2 separate regions of the Homo sapiens genome follow, and region 1 is linked to region 2. A link is a contact called in ENCODE Hi-C data. All regions are on one chromosome and are shown on one strand. The core of a region is the stretch at or near the end of the contact, and the rest is flanking DNA. Distances in the headings are between cores, read along the strand shown.

Evidence for each region. A loop is a pair of places that touch in the nucleus more often than their neighbours do.
Region 1: a loop to region 2 is called in a map of Right ventricle myocardium inferior, with 2.6 times the contacts of the local background. The contact joins the enhancer-like site here to the promoter of LINC01798 in region 2. A Hi-C loop is called at or near these places in 2 of 168 maps with a recorded cell type or tissue (Right ventricle myocardium inferior and posterior vena cava).

Annotation. Positions count from the first base shown.
Region 1 is chr2:67,673,386-67,676,286 of GRCh38, forward strand. No RefSeq gene overlaps it. Among named protein-coding and RNA genes, the nearest start is that of LINC02831, 110 kb to the left of the region's middle. Within about 2 kb of position 1,503, at least 2 of the 41 ENCODE cell types and tissues checked have a DNase peak (open chromatin) inside an H3K27ac peak, as active enhancers do.
Region 2 is chr2:66,572,468-66,575,483 of GRCh38, forward strand. It overlaps LINC01798 (long intergenic non-protein coding RNA 1798), which reads left to right and starts at 1,563. Exons shown (of 6, transcript NR_110156.1): 1 at 1,563-1,698. MEIS1 (Meis homeobox 1) reads left to right here. Exons shown (of 13, transcript NM_002398.3): 13 at 1-1,402. RefSeq lists enhancers at 1-402, 2,797-3,016.

The sequences.
Region 1 (2,901 bases), core at 253-2,752, 1.1 Mb after region 2:
CCCATAAATCCTTAAAAAAAAATCAATCATTTGACTTCACAAAATTTCAGGATTGAAAGAAAATGAGGGAAGGTGCGGTCACTTAGGCCATTTCCCCATCAGGATATGCCCATTCCATAAACCACGTCAGAATGAAATGCACATTTTTCATGTCCATTAAGTCAATTAATAGCAAAAGAGTTTTCTTCTCTTCTCTAGGTGGTCTTGTTCATTGCACACTTCTCAGCCAGAAATATATATCTATTTATTATATTTTCTAATATTCAATCTGAAGTAAAAATCAGGAGGTTTTCACTCCTATTTTGTAGTTAGGAAGATGGAGTCCATAAAGAAGGAATCAAATGAGACCAGTGTCAACTAAATTAAAACAAGAGAAAGGATTGCCCTGTAATTGAATATAAAAGGAATTGGTTTCCTCTAGTTTAAGAAAATAATGTGAGCCCTCAAAATAACCTTCCCTCTTCCTTGATCAATATGCCCCAGCCCACAGCAGTGCACTTACGCAGGGTATGGGCAATCCATGGTGACAGATGTTTTTGGACAGCCGAATTTTCAGATATTGATTCACTAGATAGCCTTTCAAATCTTCCAGTGAAGAGAAATCAGAACTGTTGAAAAATCAGAACCTCTGACAACCATATTTGCTCTGCTCAGCTAATGTCAGTTACCGAACGTGCTGCTCACTTGAGACTGGACATGGCTCTCCAGTTCAACCCAGTCCCCACCCAGGGGCACCAACCATTTTGGTAGCCTGCTTGGCCCCTGTAGATACTTGAGTTTTTGATGTCCACACTGAAGAAACCATAGGACCCCTGAGCACATTGCACAATCTCCCAAAATGAGAGTCAGTTTTTTATCTTCTCTAAGATGGCTGAGAGGGCACATGACAGGTCAAAATGACCCACCATGCACAGTGCTCAGAACATACTTACAAACAACAATAGCTATGGGACCAGATGGCAGGGCCTAATTGGCCCTTGCCTCACTTTAAATTATAGAACAAAGTCAACTTCTAATGTCCGACATTCCTTGACAAATCAGATTAGGGATTATATTATCCTTTTTAAAAAATTTAGCTACTCATGCTTTTCTCTTATTTTATTATTTTTCTCCATTACACTATCTGAAATCTGATATTTATAATCTTGCTAATAATTATATTATGAAACATTTACTTCCTGATATCTTCTTTGAAAAACTCAATATATATTTTATTGTGACTTTACTAAAGATTATGTGAATAAACTAATTTTTTATGATGTTGGCATTTTTCAACATCTGCCTTGAAAAATAACACTGGGTCTTTGGAACGCAATGACCTGAAATAAATTAGAATAATCTGATCATTTATTTTAAATATTATCAACTAGAAGGATGATAAAACCACACTGAAACTCCTGACTCACTTAATTATCAAGGCTCATTCTGTACCCAACGGGAAAATGACAGATGAAGCAGCTCAGCCCTGACCCATGGTAACCTCACTGCCAGCAAGGCAAGCGTTGGTTAGAAAAGGTCATACCCTGGAGTGTCAGGATTTGTAAGTCAAAAATAGCACAAGGCACTGAGAAGGAACTAGTCTTTTAACTTATAAAGGTGAGATACCAAATTCAGCGTAACCACATGCTTCCCATATAGTATAGTTCTTTTTAACTCTGAATTAAACATATATTTTTATGCCAGAACAGTTTTTTATTACAAGGCTGGTAGCCAGAGTGGTCATAACACCCATACAAACGTAATTCTTCCAACCCACTTTCACTACAAACAAACACATGTATCCCAAACTGCTTTGCAGGCTGGACCAGCTACGTGATTTGCAGGACCCAATGCAAAAGGCAAATGCAGAACCCCATGTTCTAAAATTATTAAGAATTTCAAGATGGTGACAGCAGAGCATTAAACCAAGTGAGGAGTCCTCCGGGCTTGGTGCCCTGTACAACTTCGCAGGTCACCCTAGTTACAAGAAAGCCCACCCTAGTCACAAAAAAGAACTTTTGAAAGTTCAAAAAAATTAATTTTTCCTTTCAAAGACATATAACCATTTAGTCTTTACTCCTGTATTCTCAGATCTGGCCTTAGGTAAGACAGCATTCATATTGGGGAGTACAGCATGGAGATACAAAAGAGAATCAAACTTTTTCCTAAGTATCTTTCCCGATCTTACCCACACCCTTCTTATTCTGAAGGGCCCTTTCACCTCCCTCCTGGAACCAGAAAAGAGATGCTGAAGCATTACTCTTTGGACATGCATCGTGGGCAACTGATTAAGTAAATACCTTTTTAACCTCAGGGCAGATTGTTCGAATACAAAACAATCAAGTCCTTTGCTTTGAGAAGGAGAAAGCTGAGTAAGAAGAGAAGGAAATCGAAAGTAAATGTCCTGTTAAAAAGTAGGTCTTCTGGAAGAGCTCTTTGCGCACCGAAGCAACTGAACCAGAGTTTAAAGTGTCAGCAGGGCAGGAAGAACACAGTAGGTGAGACCTTGAAGAATACACGCCTGGTAACACCTGGGACTGTGTAAGAAATTCTGAGAATGGAGCCTCAAGCGTTCAGTGGGCACCATTATGGGAGACGCAGGCTTTGACATAAACTCTTGCTGCATCCACTGTTGGCAGGGTCTTGGAAGGGTTGGTATCATTTCCGAGGTCGACTATAATTCTGTTTCTATAAAACATTCTAGTTATTCTTTTGGCTTGGCCTACTTGATCATTATTAGCTCTGAGAAATTGGTACAAGAGGATTTCAGGTACAGTCAGGTACAGTTTGGTTTGTTGGCAGTGACCTGAGACTCCAGATAGCTAGGCTTGAGGGTCAGCACCTTCCAAAAACAGCTTCTCAGCTTCATCAACCAAGAACATGCGAGCACACTCCTAGATCAGAAGTCGCTTGACTCCCCTT
Region 2 (3,016 bases), core at 313-2,812:
TGCAATTTTTTTTTGTAAAAGTAGCAGTTTGGTATGAGTTGGCATGCATACAAGATTTACTAAGTGGGATAAGCTAATTATACTTTTTGTTGTGGATAAACAAATGCTTGTTGATAGCCTTTTTCTATCAAGAAACCAAGGAGCTAATTATTAATAACAATCATTGCACACTGAGTCTTAGCGTTTCTGATGGAAACAGTTTGGATTGTATAATAACGCCAAGCCCAGTTGTAGTCGTTTGAGTGCAGTAATGAAATCTGAATCTAAAATAAAAACAAGATTATTTTTGTCATGCTGACTCCACTGCTTGAAAAATTTGTTTACTGCCCCCCAGATTTTTAAAGATTAATACAGTAAATATAAAAATTAATTTTGGCTCCCTAAGCCATATATGTATTTGACAATTTTAACCGCAAAGTAAGTTGTTTAATAATAACCACTGATTTCTTTAAGCTGACTTAATGAACTCCTAATATCAGCAAATTTGAGGCCTAAAGGCACTAAACTAACTCTAGACTCAGAATTACATCCAACAGAATTACTCATCTAATATCAGTGAAATTATTCTTGCACATAAAGGCAAACCTAAGTACAAAGTTAAGTCTTTTACTAAAGGATGTTACCTAGGATGAGCAGTATATGTTTATTAGGAAATTAACTACATGAATTGAAGAGACCAGACTTCAAAATCTAATTTTTATAAATATGCTCTATGTTCTCATTGGATAAAACTGGTTATTAACCAATTTTCCAGAACAGCTGTACAAGATTTCTGCATGGCAGCCGGCTAAATGGTAGAAAATAATATGTTTAAGCTGGAATAGCTTATAATTTTATTTAAATAAAATTGCTGCTATAAAAAGTGCTTCCCAAAGCTAAGGAAAATATACAAATATTTTAATTAAGGCAAATTCGTTTTAAAAAATAAGCCTTTCAGTAGTGATTGCTTTGTAAACAAAGGATGGGTCGGAGGAGAGAGAGCCTTAAACTCAAGTCTGACATTCAGGCCCAAGTCACCCTATAAACCGGCCCTTAGCAATTCTATTTTCTATTCGAAAAGAGAAACCAGCTGTGGGTTGGCTTTACTAGGTGATGTGTGATTGACTGACTCACCTGCTGGAGTAGCAATGCATTCTCACCTTTTGCTGATGGGGCCTTGTTTCTAAACACGTGGATGCGCAGAGAGCAAGGCTCAGCCTACTGCAGCCATCTCTGGCAGCGCTTCTACCCCTCCCCAGCCCATAGATGGGATTGTTTAAATCTCCCTTGTTGACCTAGTGGCAATTCTTCCTCTACCTAAATAGTCGATGTGAGTGAAATCATTCTCTTTTGATAGGTGGTTGCTAGCAGTTAACAACCATTTATTTACTTTAACAATTAATAATAAACTTTATAAACTGTCTATTTGCTCCTCCTCTCCAGTACATGCCCGGGTGAGTTGGTTATTTTCAGCCTTTATTCCTGAGGAGGCTCAGGATGGGTGGGGGAGGGAAAGAAAGGGGAGGAGGTGTGGTGGGGAGAGGGAGAGAGGCGAGAGGGAGAGACAGAGAGAAAGAGAGAGGCGCTAGGGGAGGGAGGTTTACAAGTGAAGAGTAGTTAGGGAATATGGTGACTCTGAAGAATCGAGATCAGCAGTGTCCAGGAATTAGAAAAAATAAACTGCTATTTCCGTGAGTTCCCCCTCTGTGAGCCATTTAGGTGAGAGCCTCGCTCTTCGCAGTTCCTTTCTTCCCCTGCCTCGATGCCCTCCCCTCTTAATGCTATTTTAGCTTTTCCTCTTGTAAATTTCAGAGCCAGCTCGAAGGTTATTGAGGACACTTATCCGAAAGAGGCAAATAATAGAGGTGCTGAGAGTGTTTTTGATGTTTCCTAAAAGGCAAAAACAAAACGCCCTCCTCTAAACAAGGGCACAAAATTGTACCTGGTTTTTATTTTTATTTGGTGGTGGGGGGGTGGGGGGGTGGGGGGGGGGTGGAAAGGGGGCTGGCTCTGGCTGAATGAGACTACTTTTTAATATGATTTAAATTTTTTTTTCAAAAAATTAAAAATATTTTACCCTATCATATTTAATCAGCTGTAATTATAACACATTCAAAATGAATAATATGCCTTGACAGTATTTTTATTGTTATTGTTCATTGCATGATGTTCGACTGCTTTAGAAGCACAGGAAAGAGAAGTAAACGCGCTACAAATGGGGAATTACCCTCGTTTAGCATTAAAATTCATTTAGATAAAATTGCCACAAACATTTAAATGGGAAGATTAGTTCCCCCTCACGCCTTATTGCACTCGCTCAATGGTTCCGTTAAGAACATTTTACACGTTGGAAATTCCGTCTTCTCAGACGGCTTGCTGTTTCCTAGTTACCCACATTCAAAGCAAAGGCAGCAGCAAAGGCAGCCGCAGCAGCAGCAGCAGGGAAAAAAAAAAAGTTTTGGCAACTGGTCTGCAATTCATCCGCTGCTCGCCCCAGTCTCCCCTCCGCCCGCTGCAGTCTGCCCCCACCCCTTCCCCTTCCCCACCCCTACCTCTTTCCCCTCATTATGTAATTCGCAGAGTCCAGTCCTCGAGGAAACACGTTGCCTAGTTGTGTAGTATTTATATACAATGTTAAAATACAAAGAAAGACCCTAAAGTCAGTCGAGTCGGTTCCTCTCTGGGTCTCCCTCTCCCTCTCCTGTTCTAAAATGAAGATTTAGCTTGAATGTGCTGAGTTTCTCACATCCCGTACCCTGAGGCCACAAGGCACGTTTTTTGGCTTTCATTTCTGCCAGGACTTTTCCAGGAAATTCACCACTGCTTTTCGCTTGTATTAGAAACGTGTGAAAGAATTCGTCTGAAAAGTCCATGCACCGTCTAGCTTTTCTCTCCCCCCTTTTTTTCTTCTCCTTCTCCTCCTCCTCCTTCTCTCTCTCTGTCTCTCTCTCTCTCTCCGCCCCCCACTCTCGCACTCCCCCATCCTCCTCTCTCCCCCTCCCTTCGCAGAGCCACAGGAAAAGAGGAAAGTCGGCTT